Linked DNA regions of Homo sapiens: regions 1, 2, 3, 4, 6 and 7 are each linked to region 5. The links are chromatin contacts, found by Hi-C or POLR2A ChIA-PET in ENCODE. All regions are on one chromosome and are shown on one strand. The core of a region is the stretch at or near the end of the contact, and the rest is flanking DNA. Distances in the headings are between cores, read along the strand shown.

What was found. Hi-C counts contacts between places; a loop is a spot of excess contacts on that map. ChIA-PET counts read pairs that join two places held with the same protein, here RNA polymerase II (POLR2A). Pooled maps may share reads with other maps.
Region 1: a map of CD8-positive, alpha-beta T cell shows a loop between it and region 5 (6-fold over the local background). The contact joins the enhancer-like site here to the promoter of ALS2 in region 5. A Hi-C loop is called at or near these places in 2 of 168 maps with a recorded cell type or tissue (CD8-positive, alpha-beta T cell and naive thymus-derived CD4-positive, alpha-beta T cell) and 5 of 50 pooled maps.
Region 2: a loop to region 5 is called in a map of CD8-positive, alpha-beta T cell, with 10 times the contacts of the local background. The contact joins the promoter of CYP20A1 here to the promoter of ALS2 in region 5. A Hi-C loop is called at or near these places in 3 of 168 maps with a recorded cell type or tissue (CD4-positive, alpha-beta memory T cell, CD8-positive, alpha-beta T cell and naive thymus-derived CD4-positive, alpha-beta T cell) and 15 of 50 pooled maps. POLR2A ChIA-PET finds 5 or more read pairs at or near these places in 2 of 52 experiments (CD8-positive, alpha-beta memory T cell and MCF 10A).
Region 3: a map of B cell shows a loop between it and region 5 (15-fold over the local background). The contact joins the enhancer-like site here to the promoter of ALS2 in region 5. A Hi-C loop is called at or near these places in 5 of 168 maps with a recorded cell type or tissue (B cell, CD4-positive, alpha-beta T cell, CD8-positive, alpha-beta T cell and 1 more) and 8 of 50 pooled maps.
Region 4: a map of CD8-positive, alpha-beta T cell shows a loop between it and region 5 (9-fold over the local background). The contact joins the promoter of KCTD18 here to the promoter of ALS2 in region 5. A Hi-C loop is called at or near these places in 6 of 168 maps with a recorded cell type or tissue (B cell, CD4-positive, alpha-beta T cell, CD4-positive, alpha-beta memory T cell and 2 more) and 9 of 50 pooled maps.
Region 6: a map of CD8-positive, alpha-beta T cell shows a loop between it and region 5 (9-fold over the local background). The contact joins the promoter of NBEAL1 here to the promoter of ALS2 in region 5. A Hi-C loop is called at or near these places in 2 of 168 maps with a recorded cell type or tissue (CD8-positive, alpha-beta T cell and naive thymus-derived CD4-positive, alpha-beta T cell), 1 of 37 single-sample maps with no recorded cell type and 14 of 50 pooled maps.
Region 7: a map of B cell shows a loop between it and region 5 (14-fold over the local background). The contact joins the promoter of C2orf69 here to the promoter of ALS2 in region 5. A Hi-C loop is called at or near these places in 1 of 168 maps with a recorded cell type or tissue (B cell), 1 of 37 single-sample maps with no recorded cell type and 7 of 50 pooled maps.

Annotation. Positions count from the first base shown.
Region 1 is chr2:200,372,904-200,375,913 of GRCh38, reverse strand. The region is part of intron 2 of SPATS2L (spermatogenesis associated serine rich 2 like); the gene reads right to left. It also overlaps the pseudogene RNY4P34. Among named protein-coding and RNA genes, the nearest start is that of SPATS2L, 68 kb to the right of the region's middle. RefSeq lists an enhancer at 1,737-1,786. Within about 2 kb of position 1,618, at least 3 of the 41 ENCODE cell types and tissues checked have a DNase peak (open chromatin) inside an H3K27ac peak, as active enhancers do; they include CD8-positive, alpha-beta T cell, where a contact is called at or near this core.
Region 2 is chr2:203,237,124-203,240,477 of GRCh38, reverse strand. CYP20A1 (cytochrome P450 family 20 subfamily A member 1) reads right to left here and starts at 1,460. Exons shown (of 13, transcript NM_177538.3): 1 at 1,344-1,460. The coding sequence starts at 1,415. RefSeq lists enhancers at 740-1,029, 853-1,424, 1,710-1,759 and a silencer at 1,430-1,639.
Region 3 is chr2:200,711,331-200,714,701 of GRCh38, reverse strand. It overlaps LINC01792 (long intergenic non-protein coding RNA 1792), which reads left to right. Exons shown (of 3, transcript NR_037886.1): 3 at 572-2,397. It also overlaps the pseudogene AOX3P-AOX2P and the pseudogene AOX3P. Among named protein-coding and RNA genes, the nearest start is that of LINC01792, 22 kb to the left of the region's middle. RefSeq lists an enhancer at 1,308-1,587. Within about 2 kb of position 1,506, at least 35 of the 41 ENCODE cell types and tissues checked have a DNase peak (open chromatin) inside an H3K27ac peak, as active enhancers do; they include B cell, CD4-positive, alpha-beta T cell and CD8-positive, alpha-beta T cell, where a contact is called at or near this core.
Region 4 is chr2:200,508,228-200,511,502 of GRCh38, reverse strand. KCTD18 (potassium channel tetramerization domain containing 18) reads left to right here and starts at 1,435. Exons shown (of 7, transcript NM_152387.4): 1 at 1,435-1,875. RefSeq lists a silencer at 1,203-1,662.
Region 5 is chr2:201,779,468-201,782,604 of GRCh38, reverse strand. It overlaps ALS2 (alsin Rho guanine nucleotide exchange factor ALS2), which reads left to right and starts at 1,672. Exons shown (of 34, transcript NM_020919.4): 1 at 1,672-1,728. RefSeq lists enhancers at 1,313-1,382, 1,393-1,622, 1,633-1,702 and a silencer at 1,833-2,002.
Region 6 is chr2:203,013,350-203,016,525 of GRCh38, reverse strand. It overlaps NBEAL1 (neurobeachin like 1), which reads right to left and starts at 1,651. Exons shown (of 56, transcript NM_001378026.1): 1 at 1,544-1,651; 2 at 91-370. The coding sequence starts at 141. RefSeq lists a silencer at 1,550-1,779 and an enhancer at 1,418-1,971.
Region 7 is chr2:199,909,277-199,912,680 of GRCh38, reverse strand. C2orf69 (chromosome 2 open reading frame 69) reads right to left here and starts at 1,388. Exons shown (of 2, transcript NM_153689.6): 1 at 910-1,388. The coding sequence starts at 1,242. LOC101927687 (a long non-coding RNA gene) reads left to right here and starts at 1,535. Exons shown (of 4, transcript XR_923766.4): 1 at 1,535-1,656. RefSeq lists an enhancer at 1,067-1,256.

The DNA of each region.
Region 1 (3,010 bases), core at 369-2,868, 1.4 Mb after region 5:
CACTCATGCCTGTAATCCCAGCACTTTGGGAGGCTGAGGTGGGAGGATCCTTCGAGTCCAGGAGTTCGAGAGCAGCCTGGGCAACACGGTGAAACCCTGTCTCTACTAAAAGTACTAAAATTAGCCAGGTGTGGTTGCATGTGCCTGTAGTCCCAGCTACTAGGGAAGCTGAAGTGGGAGGATCACTTGAGCCCGGGAGGTGGAGGCTGCAGTGAGCTGTGATCATGCCACTGGCACTCCAGCCTGGATGACAGAGTAAGACCCTATCTCAAAAAACAGAAAACCCAGCATTGTCCAATATTGTTCTAGCCACATCATTTCACACACCTTCCAATCCACTCTGCTCTTCCTCCCAGCATACCTCCAACCTTGCAATATCTTTTAGCCATTATCAGAGTCAAGGTCTAATCATAAGCACCCAAACCTTCTATATCATCCTTATTGGGCCTCATGTATCCCCTCTTTAACCTGGTAACTTGCCTACCATCTTTTACTGATTTTATTTCTTCTTACTGTAGAGCCTTATACCCAGGATAAAGTCACTAGACTATAGCTCTCTAGTTCCTCTCGATCAAAGCCTACACTTTTGTCCAAAAAAGAAAGACTGAAGTTAACCTTTTCTATGGAGTATGAAAAAAAAATTCATTTTCACCCAATGCTAAACACATTTAACCATTAGCCTCACTCCTATATACCCACGTAACTCCAGCACAGAGAGGGATTTTCATTGCTGTTGGCACCTACATGCACTTTACGGACGCTTCATAAACCACCTCATGGCCTGCCTTGGCCACACTCTTAGTTTGTAGCATAAAAGGATGGAGTGCAGACACACATCCTCTCTACTTTGCACGGAGCTCTAGCCTGCCCTATGGCTCAACTCACACTGGGGGAAGTTCAGAAAGTACCAGATGCTTCCAATGGTGTACAAGCATTAGCAATACATAGTTTAATCTCTTCCAAATCATTTTTCTAAAGATTGAATGAAACAAAACTTTTTTAGTACAGTGGCTCAAATAATGCACAGGCCTCTCAGCTAAATATAATACCATATATTATTTCCCTTTGGAAGACTTTCATAGTTATTCAATCTACCTAACACCAATTTTGAGGTGTAAATATATTAGGTTTTGATTACTTGTTTGGTGAAATAGGTCCATCTCTCACAGCTTTGGTTCCATTTATACCCATTCTTGGCCGATTCGTAGAGACAAATAATTAGGAATGTCTGTTTTATCTTACTAATGCTAACAATTTCATTATCTAACTGTGGAACATGTCCTTTGAGTGTGCTCCTCCTGGGCCAGACACTACATGTAGAGGGTGCCTGTGTGTGTGTGTCCCTGTGACAACTGAGACCCAATGCCTATTCTTGGTGGGGGTGTATATTGCCATGCACAGGGGGATCAAAACCAAGAGAAATAAGAATGTAACAAAATGGTCAACAAATCATTCTGAAATGACTACAACCATGTACATAAAGTGGCTTCTGGAGGGATGAGATGGCTTTAGTTTAGGTGAGCTTAATCAAAGAGGGCTTCAGAGAGGGAGTGCTCTTTTGCACTACTTTGAGGCAATACTGGCAATGATCGGAATGGCACTGCAGGTATGAGGAAGAGCGAAAGTGAAACTTCGCTTGCAGAAACAGTGACTAATGTGTAAAGCCAGAAATAAAACCTACCTGCTTAGCACACAAAAGTCAGTTAATAAATATTTACTGGGAGGCCACGATTTGTCTCTGCTAGATGCAATGTATTTAGTTAATTATGATGCAGTATAAATTTAAGATTGGCTCCTGCAGGGAGATAAGATTAGCAGGCAGTAAGCAATGAGATGACATCAGAAGGCAGTATTTGAGAAGGTGTCTATATGGTGTGGTTTACATTTGTTCTGTTCGTAATGCAGCTAGAGGTAATATCCTTGTTTCATTTTTCTTTTAGTAAATGGGAAAGTTCCTTCTCATCCTATCCCAGCCCAATTCTCCCTCCCACCCCACTGTCATTTTTGGTTACATGGTTCTGAATCTAGACCTTATGCATTTTCTCTATTATTCTTGAAATACTGAATTGAAAACAGGATCTTTTAAAATAACTTCAAATTGGTGCAAGCTGACTTTCAGTACTTTCAGTTTTGTAAAAATATATGCTTTAATCTAACAAATATTAAAGGACTCCAAAAAAATAAAATTATATAGGCGAGTTACACTTACCTCTAGGAAAGTAACTCATAAATTATATTTAAGATTCCTTTTGGTTTTATTTTTACCTGATTTTACATCCTGTGAGATGACTAACACCAAATATTACATAATTTACCAAACTCAGTCTGGAAAAAGAGATAACCAGACACTGAAAAGACACTCTTGTTTGTTTTACTAAATGCTTCTCTTAAAAATGCGAGGAGGTATTAGAAAAGAAAAATGTCTTCAAAACTTAATCTACATTTGTATCTATTTCTGAATGGCTACCAGCCAGTCTTTAAGTCTTGGTTTCATTTTTTGTTCCAAGCTTTCGAATGATACTTGACTAGACAGAATGCGACCCCTCTAGATGTTTCATACAGAACATAGGGTAAGGATGGAGGAAAGACTCTAATGGTCACAGTATTAGTCAGTTTTGTTCTTTTTTTTTTTTTTTTTTTTTTGTTAAGGCAGTCAAATTTAGCACAGGGGGATTATATGCCAACTTTAGTGACACTAATGTTAATAAGTTCTGGTAACCCACTACCATCAGACCAACGTAGTTAGTTTTTGAAGAATCCTAAAGCCATGCTGTATGGTGGGGAAAAATTAATTTAGCTTATGACAAAGCATTATCCTTCAAGCCTCTGAATAATCAGCCTCTTGCTTTACAAACACTTCTTGTGTCTGACAGCTCTGCCATGCCTTTAGCAATAGCTATCATTTACTGACCACAGTCATTCATTCATTCAGTATTCATTTTAGCACTTAGTGGGCACCTGCTCTGTGCCAGGTACCATCCTAGGTGCTGGGGATACAGCAGTGAACAAA
Region 2 (3,354 bases), core at 211-2,710, 1.5 Mb before region 5:
AATAAATTCCAAGAGTCAGGAATTTTCTGTCCGGTTTGTTTCACGGCTGGATTCCCAGCACGTGGAACCATATCTGGCACATAGCTAGTGCTAAGAATAAACAGTGTGCTTCTATGAGCTGATCAAAGAAGAGTATCATTTTAAAATCACCAAAAATTCAAGAACCACTAAAATTGTTTAGTTTCTCAGAAAATAAGATTTCAGGAAGTCCCTGATTGTGTAGTTGCAAGATTCTAGTCTAATCCATTTACCTGCTCGGAAAAGAACATTTAAGAAGGTGTATGGTCAATTCCAGCAGTTCAGCTACTTTTCAACTTTCACTGTAAAACCACCACCTTGCTTTGTAGAACAGGTGTTTTTTGTTTGTTTGTTTGTTTGTTTTGAGATAAGAGTCTGGCTCTGTCGCCAGGCTGCAGTGCAGTGGTGCGATCTTGGCTCACTGCAAGCTCCGCCTCCCAGGTTCAAGCGATTCTCCTGCCTCAGCCTCCTGAGTAGCTGGGATTACAGGCGCCCGCCACCACAGCCAGCTAATGTTTGTATTTTTAGTAGAGACGGTGTGTCACCATGTTGGCCAGGATGGTCTCGATATCCTGACCTCGTGATCCGCCCGCCTCAGCCTCCCAAAGTGTGTAGAACAGGTTTTAAAGACGGTCCTCAGTCATCAACACTTTTGTTTTCAGACCCTCCCTCTCTCGCTGACGGAGGCAAGTGGAGAGAGGAGGACCGGAGGCTCGCAGAGGCGTCAGCGGCAGAGGAAACCTCGCACCCGAACCCGCAGCGCGGCGCTCTCCCCAAAGAAGCATTTGCCTGGAGCCCCTAAGAGGAGCAAGACCTGGACCTCGAGCACTTTGGATTCCAGTCAGGATAGATCGATGGACAGATGGAAAAGAGGAATACACAAGTGCTGGGAGAATCCTCAAGAAAGGAGAAAGGAGTGGCGCGCCCAGGAGTCTCGTCCTGACACACTGGGAAATGAAATTTGGGTTTGGCGAGTTATGGCCAAAAAGCTGCCCAAAGTACTTGAGAGCCGCCTTGGAGAGTGGCGCGGGGTGCCTGGCAAGGTGAGACCGGCCTGCGGGGGCGCGGGCTTTTCCTCAGCAGCTCTACGCCCGCCTGGCCCGGCGCCTGAGGGGTAGCGACGCAGCCCACGTCGCTCTCAGAGCTTGCCGGGAGGGGCGTCACGTGACTCCGGGTGCGGTCCCCGCGCTGAAGCTCTGGAGCGAACCCGAACCCTCCTCTCAGGCCCGCCCCCTGCGGCCCGCAGCGGGCAGGTTGGCCTGGATGCCGGCGACAGAGAGACTGGGGCGGCGCCCGGGGCCCCAGAGAGCCAAGACGGCGCTCACCGGATAGAGGTAGAGCACGGCTCCCACCAACGCCAGCAAGAAGGTAACGGCGAAGATCGCGAAGTCCAACATGGTTCTGCCGCCCAGGGAGCCACGTCTCGGATCGGCCGCTCCAGCAGCAGCGCCTCAGCCTGGCCCAATTTAAGGCATAGCGTGTGGGCGGGGGCACCCCGCGGGACCCGGAAACCAACGGGCCGCTGGGGGCGTGACCGAGGCCTGCGGCCGGCGCCAGAGGAAAGAGCAATGGATCGCCGAGGAGCCGGGGCGCGGGTTCCTGAGCGCAGCAGGCCGAGGCTGAGGCCGCCTAGCGCCAGCCTCCACCGCAAGGCGGGGATTTCGGTGCACACGATTTCAGACAGAATATGCCCGCGACTTCGGACCGGGTTGCTGGCGAAAGCAGAGCCCAGCTTTCTGAGAAAAGTTAGGAGTTAGTAGTGCTCTGTCCGCCCAACAGTTTTCGCAATGGATTCAGAATTAAAACCTCTAAACCGATGATTTTCGAAGAGTGGTCCCGGTACCAGCTGCATCAACGTCGCCCGGGAGCTCGTTAGAGATTCAGATTATCGATGCCGGGCGCGGTGGCTCCACCTGTAATCCCAGCACCTTGGGAGGCTGAAGCGGGAGGATCGCTTGAGCCCAGGAGTTTGAGACCAGCGTGGGCAACATAGTGAGACCCCAGTCTCTACAAAAAAAAAAAAAAAAAAAAAAAAAAAATTAGCCTACAGTGGTGGCGCTTGCCTGTGGCCCCAGCTGCTCCGGAGGCTGAGGCTGGAGGATCACTTTAGCCGGGGAGGCAGAGGCTACAGTGAGCCGAGATGGCACGACTGCACTCCAGCCTGGGCGACAGGGCGAGACCCTGTCTCAAAAACAAAACAAAACAAAACAAAAGGAAAACAAAATAAAAAGATTCTCGATCCCAAACTAGACCTACTGAATCAAACACTCGGGGTGGGCAGGGGTAGGGGGCGCGTACAACAATCTGTTTGAACAGAGCCCTCCCGGGGACACTGTTACACACTTAAATTTGAGTGAAAACCACCACTGATCTAAGCGGGACAGGGAAGTGTCTGGGAGTAAAACAAGAGTAGATACGCCTTGTTTCGCAGAATTTCTGTCTGAAGTACTAGTAAATGTGATTCTTTGACACTTTCTGGTGAGCGGAGGCTGCACACTGTTCAGGTTTCCTTGCTCTGTTAACTCTGACTTTCGGTAAATTGCTTCAGTTTTCTAAGCTTCCATTTCCTTCTATGTAAAAAAGTGAAAATAATACCACATGGAGTTGCCTGTAGGTTAAATTACATATTTTATGAAAATCACTTAGCACAGCTCCTGGCAAAACCGAATAAGTGCTATCTACGTCAGCATTTGGCGTTTGTTGCCCTGGGCATAAAATACCCTAGGACCCCTCTTTCTATTTCGCCTGGCTCAGAAGTTTTGACGTGGCTACTGAAATACAAGACAAGGCCTGCTACTTACTAGTGCTGCTTTTAGTGAAAGTGTGCTAAAAGTATTTATAGATTTTATAGCTTTAATAATATAAAATGTCAAGAACAGGCAGCAATTTGGCAAGAGAAATTCCAGATTGCATTTTACAGCTTCTATGATAAATGACTGTTACATAAGCAGGAAACATACCTCATTGAAAATGGCAACTCTTTTGGCATCTATAGCAAATATAATGAAACATGCTGTTTAATATTTCACTTGGCAGAAATTGTATTTTTAAGTCTTTCTCTGCATATAAATGTGCTTTAAACTGTCGTATGTTCAAAGTTCATTTTTAAGTCTCTTGTTCAGAATTTTAAAGATATTTCTTGTCAAACTGATGTTCCCAATAGGTTTTCAAAACAGTAAATGTAAGAGTTTTTTGTTTGTTTGTTTTGTTTGTTTGTTTTTGAGACGTAGTCTCCCTCTGTAGCCCAGGCTAGAGTGCAGTGACGGGATCTCGGCTCACTGCAACCTCCGCCTCCCAGGTTCAAGCAATTCTCCTGCCTCACCCTCCCGAGTAGCT
Region 3 (3,371 bases), core at 257-2,756, 1.1 Mb after region 5:
GGTTATCTCATTCTCTAAGGGAATGTTCCTTTGTTGAACTTGTTTACTATTGATTGGGGGCTAGACTCTGTGAAGCTACATAAGAACATGTAGATTTTCTTTTCTAGTAAAGAATCAAATTATTTCTGTCCTGTAGGAAGGCAACCTCAAAGGTTACAGTTTTATTACCTGTAAGATATTAACCGGTTTTTTACCTAAACTAGCAACCTTCGTCATTGTGCTGGCATGCCTATATGCTCAGTCTCTCAAATTCACTTTCATCCAGTTTTATCATTTTGCTGGTTCCCTCATTGTCGAGTTAAATAAATCTTTGACATTTGCTTACTTAAGATTTGTATGAGAATCAAGTTTTTAATACAGTATTTAAAAAATACTTTGGCAATGGCCATATATAGCTGGTAGGTTTACAGGAGATTTTGATTTTCTTTTTATATTCTTCTGTATTTGTCGAATGTCCATTAAAGGACATGTTTTACTTTTATAAAAAGAAAGCACAAAAATGTCTGTATGTATATACACATGCATTCTATATTAATTTCTCAGGCTGTACTTTCCCTAACTCTATACCCAGTAACAGGCCAACCTCCCGAAGATGCATAAAGACACCTTTGCCGTTGACCAGGCAGACCCTGCATCCACAGGACATAGAGAGAAAGGTGCTCCCTGAACACTGATCTGGATAAGCATTGCTGGGTCAGTGCAGAGGCGTCCATTTCCCCAGTCTGCCGAGCTGGCCTAAAGCTGAGGACCTCTTAGTGGGAGCTGAGGACATGTGCCTGAAGAGGCAAGCCCTTGACTGATGGAAATTGGAGTCTGAGTTCCATGTGGGGGACTGGGAAGCACAGCAAGGTCTGAAATGGGAGACCCAGGGAAGGGCAGAGAGGACCAAAGGAGGAAGGGGGTCTACAGTGTGGGAAACAGCCTGGACGCAACAGCCGGGGGAGGAGGCCTGCTCTGGCCCCAGTGGCCCCTTGTAAGCAGGAAAGGCAGCTGGCTAGACCTCTTCTGTGTTATTCACTCTGATTTTATCCTTTATCTTCCCCTCCCAACCTCACCTCCTTTCTAACCCCAAAGCCATGCAGCTAATATGACTAAGATTGCTGGGCGTTTGCTTGGAAATGCAAATGAGAATTTCTGGTAGTTTCCTAGTTTCCTTGATCTCCTTTGTCAAGTTTATTGAGGGGAAAGGACTCTCGGTTAAAAAAAAAAAAAAAAGAAAATCCAGATTTTGAACACCAGCTCTCTTTAATGCCAACTTCCTGAGGAGCTGCCCAGCTCTGTAACAACCTGGAACAGAGGCGCCATCACAGACTTGGCTCTGACGGGCGGCACAGCAAGAAGCCTTGCTCGCGTGTGGGACGTGCCCGTTCTGGCCTGGAGAGAGGGCCCAGAGACACCACCTCGCCACCGCCACCTGATTACTCATTGTCACCAATGAGATGACAAGAACTGATGACGCATTTCCCTTTTGCTGCACTCTGACACCTCAGAGACCACAGCAGAGAAAAAGCTGCTTTTGTAAAACTGGAACATGAACTACGCGGACGCCCCAGAGGAGGTCTCTGCTGCCCTCTGTTGCTGGCTTCTTAGTAACCCTAACCATTTTTAAGAATACAGTATTTGGTTTCAGTAACTTTATTACATGAAAAGTATGCTCGGAGGAAAAAATGTGTCAAATTTAATCAGTCGTGGGTACTATCAACATTTTAAATTGTTGCCAATCTAATAGAGGAAAATGGTATCTCATTGCTGTTTTAATTTTCATTTTAAAAATTCTAAGTGAGGCTCAAAATAGTTTATTTTTCCAGTTTCCTGCCAGTGGGTATACTTTTCTTTTTTTGTTTTTTTAATCTTTTTTTATTGATTTAGAAAAGTTTTTGCTGTAAATGCGTTTCTTTTTATACTAATGCTTTTCTCTGTTATATAGTCAAATTTATCAGTCTTTTCTTTATAACTTCCGGCTTTCATGTTCCTTAGGCTATGGATTTTTTTAAATGCATGCATATATTTAGTATAGTTTTTAGTATTTAAAACTTTAATCAATCTGGAATTTATTTTTATTGTAAAGTGGGAAATAGAAGTACAGCTTTATGTTTCTTTGTTTTTAAAATGGCTTGCAAGTTGTACCAATATTCTTCCTTAAATGCTCCATTTTATGGCTTACTTGAAGTGCATTTTTGCTTCTAATGAGACCTGACTTTCTGGCCTATTTCAGGACTTTACATTGTTCTGTTGGTCTGTTTTTCTCCTCCTGTATCAGTACCTATAATGTGTAACTACTAGACATGTATTAATGTAATAGAATACATTTCAATATTATATAGGGCTAGTTTCCCCTCTTGACTATTCTTATTATACATTTTTTATCTTTCTAGATAAACTTTAAAATCAAGTTTTTAAAAGACACTGTTGATGTTTTGATTGGGAATGTGTTATATTTAATTTATAAGAGAAAATTGATACTGTTATATTTTGTGTCCTTGTAGCTAAGGCTTATGTCTTTCCCTTTTAAAATTTGTCTTTTTTTAAAGTTCACCAATAGATTTTAAAAGTTCTTTTCATGTTGGCCCTGCACATATTTTTGTTGATTTTATCCCTAGAGTTATTTTTTGGTTGTTACTATAAACGGGAACTGTTATTCCATTGTATTTTCTGATTATTGCTTGAATACAGCATTTCCACAGCTGATCCTTTCCTAAAAGCTGACACTATGACAGCAGTTGGAAATTAAAAAGGAAAGCCATGGCAAAAGACAGTCACAGCTCCACTTGGCTGTTCTGTTCTTTCAGAAAACGTAGTGACCTCGTATGAGTACATCCCCTGAGGTAGGGTCAAAAGAAAGTCTGTTAGGACACCTAAGAGTTTCTTGGAGATGTCAGGATATCCACCGGGGTTCTGAAGTAAAGATGCTGTCATTATTTTAATATAAATGATCAATTATGAAGATATAGTTGATTGGTATAAAACCATTTTTAAAATCTATATTGCTGCATAGTCTTCAGACTTTTATTTTCATTGCCGTGGGGAAGTTTGTATGAATTAGAGGAGCTCCATGGTTTTCATCCTATAAGGGACTTCAGAAAAATAGCATGAAAGCAAAACTGTGGTAGGGTCAACACACGGTGCTCCTTTATTTGGTTTGAGGTGTAAGTTAATAAATCACCTTCTGATAAGCTGCTGACAGAATTTATTTGCACCAACTGTAGTAGGGCCACCTCCTCCATATAGACACTGAAGTCCACAGTGGTGTTTGTGCCGTCTTTGAAAAGGACTGTCATTCCAGCATTCATAACCGCCAGGGCATTTTGCTGATGTGAGGCCTGTCGGAAAGCTGAAGCAGACTCTCACTGGAATACAACAAGAACGACTTT
Region 4 (3,275 bases), core at 186-2,685, 1.3 Mb after region 5:
GAGGGGCTTCCGACTTGCTCTCCCTTCTTCCTAAAATACCCTTCCTCCATCTCTGCAGAAGGTGGACTCATTCTGACTCCTAGCCCTCAACTTAAATGTCCACTCATTTCCTCGCACCTAGTTATCACTCTCTGTCACCACTTTGCTTAGTGTCTGTTTCTCCCACTTGAACAAGGGCAGGCAAACTATGGCCCATGGACCACCATTTGTTTTTGTCTGGCCCATGATCTAAGAATGGCTTGTACATATTTAAGTGTTTGAAAAAGCTGCATTTTTAAAAGAATATTTTTTGACACATGAAAATTATGTGAAATTGGAATTTCAGTGTCCATAAAGTTGGAACTAGCAATGCTCATTTGTTCAGGTTTTGCCTATGCCTTCTTTTAGACTACAACTGCTGAGTTGAGTAGTTGTGCATGGCCCACAAAGCCTAAAATATTTACAGAACAAGTTTTCTGCATGTTGTACTGGAAAGTAAGGTTGAACGCCCATTATTTGTCTCTTCCAGTCCTTTACTCTCAGTGCTTGCTCCATAGCTAGTGCTTAATAATTACAGGTTGAACAAACCTTCCCTCTCTCCTAAGACTGTTAATATCTAAGGGGATAGGTTGACTTACCTCTCTTTGGCTTATTCTCTTCTAAGAGCCAGTCAGGGAAATTTGGAACCAAATATTTTTGATTTTGGGGAAGCACCTTGAAAACAGGACTGTTATATTTCTCTTGAAATATCTAGCACAGTACCTTGCACAAGGTAAGATGGTGCTAGAAACTGGAAGAACTGTTTTAGGGTTATCGTTAACAGGAAATTAAGTAGTGCATGCAAAGCACTTAGCACAGTGTCAGGTGTACAAAAGTGTTGAATAAATGTTTGCTCTCGCCTCAATTTTCCTTGCTATAATGGGAAATAAATATCACCCTTTATATCACTGTCACACAGACTAAACAAGAATGCTGTGTGTGAAAAAGCTTTGTAAGCTGCAGACACTATCCAGATAGACTTATCCAAGTGCAATATATTAACACACGTTGGCACTGAGCAGCCCTGTTTGGAGGGATGGGCACTGACCTGGGGGTGAGAACACTTAACATCCTAATTCTTGCCACTTATTAAGTGACCTTGGACAATCGCAACTTCTGCGGCTGTTTCTTCTCTTCACCTGTAAAACCAGCCTCTGAACACACAAGACCGTCCCTTGGGGTTCAGCCCTGGCCTTCTCTACCGTGTGTTTCCCTTACCTCCGGGATGGAAGACCCACCCGACTCCGAGGCGGCCCACTGGGGCGAGACGAATCTGGGGGCGGGGCGTGGCGTGGCGTGGCGTGCCCGGGACGTGGCCTCCCTCCCTCCCTGAGCCGCTGCCTCAGAGCCGGGCCGCACGGGGGCGCCGCTGGGGCCGCTCTGCTCCCGAGTTGCCGAGCAGCTGAGAAGGCGTTCACTTCCGCGTCCGCCCCGCGGCGTCCGGCGGCCGCGCCGAGGGTCTGGCGGGCCGCAGGTCAGTCTGGGAAGCTGCCGACCCGCCCCACCCCCCCGGTGCGGAAGAGCCGGGCGCGGGATGGGCCGCGGGCCCGGAAGGCGGCGGGGCGCCCTGAGGAAGGGCACGGGCCGCGCTGGTAACGCGCGCGCCCCGGGCTGCAGGCTCGGGCTTCGGGCCGATTTGGGGTCTCCAGGCCGCGGAAGACCGTGGCGGGGCTTTCTGGCTCCCCAGCTCCTCCCGGCTCTTCCCGCTTCGGAAGAGGAGTGTGAGCCCCTTGAGCGATGTTTTTCAAAGTGGGGTTCGCGGGCAGATCCCGACCCCTCCTCAGACTTTCTGAGGAACTGTGTGCTGTGGCCGGAGTGTCTTCGTTTTCCCAAGCGTCCCTGATGGTTTTGATGCAGGTGATCATAGGAATGCACTCTGGGGGACATTGTCCCCGAGGGCTGGACACTTTCCACATAGCAGGGAGCCTAACTGGGTGCTTTTGAGGATGGGGCCTGCGGAGTGCCCCCCTGGTGTGGCCTTGGAATGATGATGTTCCTATCCTTAGGAGAGACTGCCTGGGGTTGGGGTAGGAGGAGTAGCTCTTAAATCCTCGGGATCGGGGTGCTGCTGTGTTATCGTAGCCAAGTCTTGAGATGGACAGATGCTTAGAGAGTGAAAGGGCTGGGTCAGGATCCATAGGGGTGAAACAGTGCTGGAGGAGGCGGTGTGGGGTGAAGCAGGAAGAACTTGGGGTTCGTCCTGCCGTTCTGGATTGGGGCTGGCTCCACAACCTACTAGCAGTCAGTCCTTGTGTGGCCCCTGTACACATCACTCTTTTTTTTTACCCCAATGGCCTCATCTGTCAACAGGGACAGTAATTCCCATCCAATAGAGTTTTTGTGTGAATTAGGTAAAGTGTGTCAAGTGTCTCTTACAATGGCTGGCACATAATAAGCATTCAGTAAATGGGAGTTATTAAGAGTGACACAGGCCCTGGCTTCCTTGGCCTACAGACCAAAAAGTAGGGATTAAACAAGTGGGGTAAAAAGTGGACAGACACACAGTATATTTGTAGAATTGTGCAAGGATTCTAACTTGGGGGGCAGAAGGATACGTGGGACGGTCATGCAAGAAATTAGGTTTGCTGAAGGCCTTGAAGAATAGATAGGATTCCAGGGAGCCAGTAATGAGGCAGAGGGAACAAGTTCCATCCCATGCCTCAGAGGTGGCTCTCACACATGGATCTTTGGAGTGCTGCTCCCAGGACTTCTAGGCAGTGCGAGATGTCACATCCATAAGTGGTTTTGGAAGGCTGGACCTTTGGCCCATAATGGTTTCTGTTGCTGACCGTATTCTACACACATGGTCTTCCTCAGATTTTAATGGTCTCCTTCCATTTTATTGGAGACTAGCTGGCATCTACAAAACGATCTTAGTTGTTCACTGAGTAAAAGTGAATTGACATGGATGTAGTTGAGCCTTTTGGCAGCCATTTTCAACTTGCTATGAAATGTGTGGATACTGCAGATTCTCAATAATTGGGAGTACCTTTTTCATCACAGTATTGTTTTAGGTGGGAAAACACCACAGTGTCACTTGTGGTTCTGTGATCTCCAGAATGGATTAAAAAAATCCAACCCTTAAACCTTCCCTGGGCCTGGTGCAGTGGCTCACGCCTGTAATCTCAGCACTTTGGGAGGCCGAGGTGGGTGGATCACCTGAGGTCAGGAGTTGGAGACCAGACTGCCCAATATGGTGAAACGCCGTCTCTACTAAAATTACAAGAATTAGCCCGGCATGATGGTGTATACCTGTG
Region 5 (3,137 bases), core at 423-2,922:
TGAGTTCAGGATCTTCTAAGAAGAAAGAGGGAGAAGAAAAGGACTCGGTGAAAAGGAGCCGGGGCTCGGTGGCTCGCGCCTGTAATCCTAGCACCTTGGGAGGCTGAGGCACGTGGATCAATTGAGGTCAGGAGTTCGAGACCAGGCTGGCCAACATGGTGAAATCCCATCTCTACTACAAACACAAAAATTAGCCGGGCGTAGTGGCGGGCACCTGTAATCCCAGCTATTTGGGAGGCTGAGGCAGGAGAATCGCTTGAACCTGGGAGGCGGAGGTTGCAGTGAGCCGAGATCGCGCCACTGCACTCCAGCCTGGGCGACAGATCGAGACTCCCTCTAAACAAAACAAAACAAATCAAAACTGGTTGCAGGTAGGTTTTGTGGTAGTGGCTGATGGGATTTGGGATTTAAGGAAATTCACCTCTAGTGGTCTCACTTTCCTCAGAGATGTAAGAGACAAAATTTTTTATTTTTATTTTTACCAAAGCGGGTGAGTGAGTAGAGTTCAGTAAGAGGTTAGAAGAGCGTGAGGGCTGGGAACAGCAGGGGAGGGGAATAGGAGATAATCTGAGTAGCAATGTGTAAATGTGACTGTCTTAGGCTCAGCAATATTGCGTAGTCGCACGTGGAAGTCCCGACTGAAGTTGGACACTTTTCGTTCGCAGTGGTGCCAATTCTCAGGGTTGTGTGATTTTCTGCACCGATGCAGGAGTGAGCAAGGTTGGTTGAACTGTTGCAGACTAACAGTTTTGCAGGTGGGCGAAGGATCAGGGAGGAAATTGAGTTGAGGGTGTTGGTGAATAGGATATAGGAGTTTCAGAACCCGACTACACATCTGTCGTTGATGGTCTAAATATTTGCATGTTTGCAGGTCCAGCGATGGCACAATGCCTAGCAGCAGAAGGTTTGCACCCACTGTGCGACATGAGTGGCAGCTCTGGAAAATCATAAAATCATGGGAGGACTTGAGAGTGCAGGCTGGGTGGGGTGGGACTGTGGCTGCGAAAAACAGTGTTATGAAACTGTGCGCGGGACAAGAAAGCTGATTTTACTGATTGTATATTGGGGAGTACTACGGGAATCACTGGAGAGGCCACTTCATTTTCTCCTATCCCACCCCATCTTTTGGGGTTGCAACTAACCAGTAAGTTTACACATTGAGGATACAATGGCGAAACGGGGCCGCGAGGCGATGACGTCATTCGCGGGAGTAGGGGGGAGAAGCGACCACTGTTAGGGTACTGTCCATAAAGGCAATTTGAAAATATTTCAGCCTTTTTACTTTTATACTTCCGGCCCTTGCAGTTTGAGGTGGTAACAAACGACTGCTGCTCCCAACCACTTTCACCACCGCCTGTTACCATGGGAGCGCTCGGGTAGCTAGGCTTGGACGACTCTATTCTACGTCATCATCAAAGCGCATCTCAGGACTGATAGCTCCGCCCTAAACTAAGGGAGAGACTGTGCTCCCAAGTACGTAGCCTGCAGTGCCTAACGCATTCTCAGCAATTTTGACCCCCAACAGACGCCGTCGACAGTCTCCCAAGAACAATTCCCAGGAGCTCGGATTCCAAGAGCCGCCCGCGCCCTCGTTTACCTTCGCTAGTCGCCCTGCAGCCCCGCCCTGTCCGGAGGCCCCGCCCTCCATGAATCAGCTGATCCCGCGGACCCACTGGGTTGCCAAGCTCGCGCCGGATGCGGAGCGCGGTGCTGCCGGTGGAGCTTCAGGTGAGCGAGTGTGGGTCCCGGGTTGGCTATTGGCTAAGGAGGGCTTATCGGCTGGGACCCCTTGTATGCGGAAGGCCGGGGACAGGGAGCTAGGCGGAGGCTGTGGTCGAGGCCGGAGAGCGCCCTGCGGGGGGCCTGCGGAGACGGCGCCCGCATTTTCCCAGCTCTGGGTGCGATCGACTGCTCCTGCCGGTCCAGCAGCGCCCGAGGCGGCCCCTGCCTTGGCCCCAGGTTCTCCCACTTGCCCCGGTCTCTCCCTCCCCAGACTGGGCGCCGCTGCAGTGGTCTCAGCTGCGTGAAATTCCTTCAAGCCCCCTCTTCCCGCCTCCACCCACGCTGCCTTCCAGCTATTCATTCACGAGAATTTCTTGAATGCCCACACTAGGCGCTGAGCTGATAAACTGGGGTCCGTGGCCTGGAACCCTGCTGAGTGTCCCTGGCGGCCTTGCCACAGGGTGCAAATCGCGTTGAAGAGTGGACCAAGGGCTACTTGAAAAGGCGGTTGCGGAGAAAGAAAATAGCTTTGATAATAAGAATTAGTAGTTTAGGCAAGTCTTTGAGCCTATCAAGTAATTCATCAAGAGGAGAAGATAAGTTATTTTGAGAAGCGAAGCCAGAAAAATAACACAGGTCCTTGACGCTGGTGTTCGTCCTCGGATAATAGGGCTGCTTTGGAGACAGGCAACAGTAGACTGGTAGAATCGTTCTATTGCTTAAGGCTTTGATGGTGGAAGAGAAAAAACACTCTTGTTGAAGTGGCATATCCAAGAACAGTGCTTTCTTTCTGGTTTAGGATGGAGAAGGAACTGACTGCTGTACCCAAGTGAAGATCTTTACTCAGTTACCCTTATATTTGGCTATATGGAATAAAATTGTGTGATATGTTTATTCTGAGCAGGTACAAAACTTCAGCAAACCTATTGGTCCCACATTTTCCCCCCCATTTATCATATGATTTGGAGTGACCGGTTGACCTTTGAGTTAATGAATAATTTAAAGCAGTGAAAAATTTTTTGCAGTAAACTACGGTGTTTTAACCTTGATAACATAAGCATAGTGGTTAAGATTCTAGGCTTTGTATCTGAACATACCCAGAGTCACATCCATTTACATCTTTGATTTTGGGCAAGTTATTTAATCTCTCTGCCTCAGTTCTCTTGTCTCTAAATTGGGGATAAAAATGTTTTCCTGATAACAGTACCTTTACGTGTAATGGTTCATGTATCGTATTTATTACAGTGCCTGTTTTATGGTAAATATTCAATACATATTAGCTGTTTTTATAATTAATTCCTCCCACTACATCATGATCCAAACTGACTCTTTTCTTAAGTGATGGGGAAGGGAACTGAATATTTTAAGGAAGTAGCTATAAAATATGATTTCAAGTTGTTCTGTAGTAATTTTGG
Region 6 (3,176 bases), core at 402-2,901, 1.2 Mb before region 5:
ATTATCTATTAAATAAAGTGTTACTACTGCCAGTCACAAATTTTATAATAAAGTATTTTAAAACATAAAAATAAAAAGGAAAGCAATTACCTTTGTACAATAAAGCATCCAAAGTTCAAAGAGCCTCTCTCTGGATGCCATTCTGGCTTTCACTCTGGCACTTTAAGTTTTCCTTAAAAAAATTATGTTCAAGACTACAGCATGTCCATTTTATTTTCCAAGTTTTTCAGCCGTTCAGTAAAGCTCATAGCAGTAAAGAAAGCAAAAAGAAGTGAAACAAATGGACTGTCCTCTGGTTAAAAACAAAAAGGCAATTTCAGCAGTCACTCCAATATATCTTCATCAGTGGTAGTTGGGCAATTAAATAAATCTGTGAAAGAGAAAAACATCCACAGGTTAGAAAAAGAGGCCATACTAAAAAATCTAGACTTATCAAAAACTAAAGATGTATCTTCTTCACTTCCCACAAACAACCCGCTATACTTTCACATGGACTGATTAGATTTCATAGAAACTTGTGTTTCAGGAAAACATCACAGCTAACACAGTATGTCCACCATAGAATCCTCTAGGGCAGACAGACTCCTAGAGATGGGTACATGTTCATAACCAAGAATGCGTCCAGTGAGAATAAGGAGCAAGACTCCCTTCCCACTCATACCTTTTGTACAGATACAAGGAAAAGGCCCACATCTCAGACATTTCAAATACATCAAAGCTCTTAGAATGTTCTTGTTCTGGTCTCCTCTTCAAAGTTGTTGGGGCCAGGCGCGGTGGCTCACGCCTGTAATCCCAGCACTTTGGGAGGCCCAAGTGCGTGAATCACCTGAGGTCAGGAGTTCGAGACCAGCCTGGCCAACACAGTGAACCCCTGTCTCTACTAAAGAAATACAAAAAATTAGCCGGGCGTGGTGGCGGGCACCTGTAATCCCAGCTACTCAGGAGGCTGAGGCAGGAGAATTGCTTGAACCCGGGAGGCAGAGGCTGCAGTGAGCCCAGATCACGCCACTGCACTCCAGTCTGGGCGACAGAGCAAGACTCCGTCTGGGGTGGGGTGGGGGTGGAGTAGTTGGGACTGTTTGCTGTGTTGCAGGGCAGGGCGTGGGGGCGGGGGAGGAATTCCCAGTTCGTTTGTTCTAACAATCCTCGGAGAGTGGAAGTCCACCCGCCCACCTGGCCTCTCCACCTTTCCATCCAAGAGAAGTGGGCACGCACACACCGGCGAGGAACTTCCCAAAGAAGCATCCAAGTGTTTGGGGGAATCTTTTAATTTCCTCCTCACATCCCAAGACAACCCAAACAGAGGCAAACTTAAGGTGTGCCGAGCTGCCAAGAGAAGCTCTAGAACTGAGGAATGCGGACTCGGCGTCTCCCGACCGCGATCCCAGCCTGCACTACAGTATCGGAACACTCCCTGACAGCCTAGCCCACTCAAAGCCGCCCCTCACTCTGCAGCCCCTCCACCACCAAGCACCGGGGCCCTCCCATTTCTTGCCATGCCGCCCCCTCTTCCCAACGGCCCGCTCCCCATCACCGGGCTCACATTGTGTGCCGCGCGGCAGCCGCCGCCCGGCAGCCGTCTAACTGCTTCCCTCGACCCCTTCCCAAGGCGAAGCCCCGTGTCACCCCGCAGCCAGGCAGACGAGCGGGCGGGACATGGGGGCGGGGCGAGAGGCCGGGAGGAGCAGGGGGCGGGGCTGCCCCCTGGGCTAATCATTTCGGCCGCTGAGGATTTACCCAGCCGTTGGGCGGCAGCTGTTCAATGGTCGCGTAGGCTGGGGATGGGCGGGGTGACCTGAAGCCCCGCCCCAGCATACCTGCGCAGCCGCAGTCGACAGGCTCTGGCTGCCCATCCCTTGGCGGGCGCCGGCCGCGGCACTGAAACGAGCCTTCCCTCAGCTGGACATGGAGGAGGGCTGACGTGCTGACGTCTACGCCCGCCCCGCTTTTCGCTGATGGCGTCATTTCCGTGAGTCATCTGAGGGCGTGAGACCCTACGGTGTTAAAGGGGATTTTGTTTCACTTATTTGTAGAACCGGGATTGGTTCTGGGAATTTAGAGTAATGTAAAAAGACAAAACACACACAGACACCCCCCAAAAACTCCTCTTTTCCTTTTGTGCCTGCTTTCGTCGTCACCGAGTGTCATATCCAAAGGGCTTATTTTACCACCACTAAAGACTTCGAAAGGGTTTTTCTTTTTCAGAAAAGAAGCAAAAGGCTTTACTAACTATAGACAACTTTCAGAGAGATTTGGTTTTTGTATAAGGAAAGAAAAACGCGTAAGATAACTCACCTTTGTTAAACATTTCCACAACTTTTTATTGTGAAAGATTTCAAGTATATTCTAAAGTAAACTAGTATAACGAAACCCTGTATACCGTCACCCAACTTCAAAAATGATCAACTAATGTCCCATCTTGTTTCATTTGTAACAAGGATCCACAAATTGCCTGTGAAGAGCCAGAGACGAGGCGCAGTGGCTATCGCCTGTAATTCCAGAATTTTGGGAGGTCTAGGCGGGCGAATCCCTTGAACCCAGGAGATCAGCCTGGGCAACAGAATGAGACCCTGTCTCTGCAAAAGAAATTTTAATTAGCTTGGCGTGGTGGTGCACGCCTGTAGTTCCAGCTACTTAGAAGCTAAGGTGGGAGAATCGCTTGAACCTGGGAGTGAAGGTTGCAGTGAGCTCCGATGGCGCCACTGTACTCCAGCCTGGGCGACAGAGCGAGACACTGTCTCAAAAAATAAAAATAAAATAAAAAGAGCCAGACAATAAATGTTATAGGCTTTGCAGTCCATTCTGGTTGCAACTTGCTTAACGAAAATCAAAAGAACAATATTTTGAGATGTGAAAATTAGACGAAATTCAAATTCAAGTTTCAGTGTCCTAAAATTTTAGTGGAACACAACCATGCCCATTCCTTTAGTATTGCCTATAGCTGCTTTCACTCTACCATGGCAGAATTGAGAGTAGTTGCTTGCAAATTACACCTTCAATTTTTTATCCTGAAATTACATTTTACATTCAGCATTTCTCCTTGGTTGTCCATTAGGCATGTGAAATTTATATGTCAAAATTTTGGGGGGAAAATATGCTTTTCCTTTGGGATACCCTATTTTAGTACTTAGCAACTCTATTCTTGTACTTGCTCAGTACAAGAACCTAGGAAGTGT
Region 7 (3,404 bases), core at 139-2,638, 1.9 Mb after region 5:
CAACTAAGCAAGACTCCGTCTCAAAAAAACAAAAAAGAGAAACATACCTAGCTATAGTCTAGCTTTACCTGTCTAGAACTTTCTATGATGATGGATTATTTTCTATGATAATGCTATATATCTGTGCTGTCCAATACAGCACACGCAAGCCATCTGTAGCTACTGAGCACTTGAAATGCAGCTAATATGAATAACTGGATTTTTAGTTTTATTTAATTTTAATTAATTCAGATAGCCATATATGGCTAATGGCTACCATATTAGATAATGCAACGTTAGATTAAGACCCAGTTTTCAGGGCAACATAACCACGGATATTTACCTGCAGCTATAAAATAATAAACATAACATGCAAAAGCAAAAGTACAAAAGAGGTGAGCATCAAAACATTGACATGCTTAATAATTATTGTCCCTTTTCTTCCACCCATCCCCACTCTTTTTTAGGGTTACTGGATGTCATACCTTTGTAATGTTTGTTTGGTTTTTAATTACTGCCACCGTTTTCTAAACACTACGTGCTAACTTAATTTGAAAGCCATCGCTCTGTCCCCTGCCCAACACACACACACGGTCCTCTGAGAAACCAAATTATAGAATAAATATACAAGATGCGTGTCACTCCCTGTCTCAAATTCCGCCTCTTGGAAACCTGGACCGACAGCTGGCTCTTTCGAGATCGTAGCCCTCGTCGGACACCTTCCCCATGGGGTTCTATGGACAAAGGGCGCCAAGGGCGTGGAAGGCACGGTTTTGGATTTCGTGGAGTAGAGGAAGAGCCACCCTCAGTGAATGTGTGGGTGTGTTCAGGCAAGGAAAGGAACCAGGCAGCAGCCACGAGGGAAGAATCAGTGACCGCGTACGTATACACGAGAGGAAGGAACAGATACCCAGGCAGGCCCCGAGTTACCTGCACATCCCCAGGGAAATAGAGGACGTGATGCTGGGGCGGCGGCTGCGGCTCCTCCTTCGCTGGGTCCCCGGGGAGGTCCTGCCGCTCCAGTCCCTCCCCGGCCGCCGCCAACAGGAGCAATTCGTTGCTGCGCTGCGGATCGGCTCCAGGCACGGTGGAAAGCTGCAGGCACTGACGGCGGCGCACCTCGGCCGAGAGGGAGCATCGCGCGCCGCCGCTGCCGCCCGGGTTCATGGTTCTGGCCTGAGAGCAGGACGAGGCGTTTCCGATTCCGAGCTGCGGCAGCAGGAGCAGCAACGGCGGCGACCGCAGGAGCCTGAACCCCCACATGGGTCGCCGCCGCGAGAGCGGTTCGGAGGTGGAGGGTGGCGGAGGGGTTCCTGAGGGAGGGACTTCAGCAGGCGGCTCAGCCGGCGGCTCAACGGTCGGCGGCCGCGGCCCGGCCGGGAGCCGGCGCTGAGGCGACGACGTCAGAGGCCGACGTCCGCGCGCAGCGTGCGTAAGGAAAGGAAGGGAGGGGTGTGGGCGAAATCGGTCTTGGGATCCCGGAGAAGACGGTGGGCGTGGCTTGAGGAAGGGCGTTTGTGATTGGTGGGTTCTGCCGCGGCCGGGAAGTTCGAACAGAAGTCTGGGGAAGAGCCGGCGAAGAGCAAAGAGATAATACAGTACTCCCAGCTATAGCAAGCGGCAGTTATGGAGCATGCGCAGCAGCAGGGGCGGCCGCAGGTCGCCGTTCAATAATACGTAATGTATAGACTTTTGAGTATACGAAGCTCCCTGTTTCTCTAGGTTCACCTGAGATTTATCTGGTCTTTCAGGGCTTAAAAGGGAGACATTCCCAAAGAAGATTCCGTGGGAAGTCTCCTACAAGCCCCGAAGGAAGGGAATCTCTCTCCTCATACCTTGAGTTTCCTGAGTACAATTATTATAGATATACGAAGATCTCTGTGCTCATGGAGAATTTGTGGTTAGATATGAAGCTAATTCATCTCTGTTTGGGAACAGGGTACATGATCTAGGACAGGAAAAAAACGGGGCGAGGCAGTACGCTTTACTTGGTGTTTTGCTATTTGGAGGTTTTCAAAAACTAAACAGTGTAGGAAAGTCATGTGTGTCCAGCAACTATCTGTGGCCAGTTGAGTAGGAATAAGATTTGGCGAAATGTATGCTCAGGCCTGTACTCCCAGCACTGTGGGAGGCCGAGGCGGAGGATCACTTGAGTCCAGCAGTTTGAAACCAGCCTGGGCAACATAGGGAGGCCTTGTCTCTACTAAATTTTTTTTTTTAATTAGCCGGGCGTGGTGGTGCATGCCTATAGTCCAAGCTACTGGGAGGGCTGAGATGGGAGATTGGATCGCTTGAGCCCAGGAGTTGTATGCTGCAATGAGTTGTGATCCCACCACTGCACTCCAGCCTGGGCAACAGAAGCAGACCCTGTCTCAAAAAATAAACCAAAAACAAACAAAACAGGGAAATGTGTGCGAGCGAGGATGAGATCCAAGTACTTGTGAGACAAAGCACTGTAAAGAGAATAATTAATGAAAATTACAAAAAACTACAGCCAACATTTGTTGAGGGTTTACTATAGGCCAGAAATCTAAGCACTTTATATATAATTGTTCGGAGTTTATATATGTGTATTTAAGCACACATACTGTTTTCTTTGGTCTACATATGCAAATAATAACAAATGGCTTGGAGTAGGAACATAAATGAGCAAATGATAAAATATGATTTATATATATGTATAGACTTGGTGACTTAGTATGCTAACCTACTCTGGTCTAAATTGTTGCATTCCATCTGACATCAAAATATTGTTATCAATCAAAAATTATTCAATTAATTACTAAGGAAATCTGCCGCTTTCTAAAATAACTGGTTAAAAACAAGTAGAGGTTAGTTATACAATAATTAGTATATAATGACATTTAGGCAACCTGACGTCACTCTGTTTTGCCAATTGCAAACATGTTACTTTCCATTGTTAGATAGAGGATTGCTGAAATGTTATCTAAAAGTCCAAACATGTACATGAATTGCAAATGCAGCTTTTGATTTGTGGTCTTGTTTTTAGCTTGACCTTATAATGAAATCTATTTTTATTTTTAAGTTTATTTTTTTAAGACAAGATCTTGCTTTGTCACCCAGGCTGGAGTGCAGTGGCACAATCTCGGCTCACTGCAATCTCTGCCCCCCAGATTCAAGCGATTCACTTGCCTCAGCCTCCCTAGTAGCTGAGATCACAGGCATGTGCCACCACGCCCGGCTAATTTTTGTATTTTTTTAATAGAGACAGGGTTTCTCCATGTTGACCATGCTGGTTGCGAACTCCTTACTTCAGGTGATCTACCCGCCTCGGCCTCCCAAAGTGCTGGGATTACAGGCAGGAGCCACCATGCCCTGCCTTAATGAAATCTATTCTTATTGAAGAGAGTGGAGAATGTGTTTTATAAGGAAAATTGTAGCAAATATTAAATGCCACAAAGTTG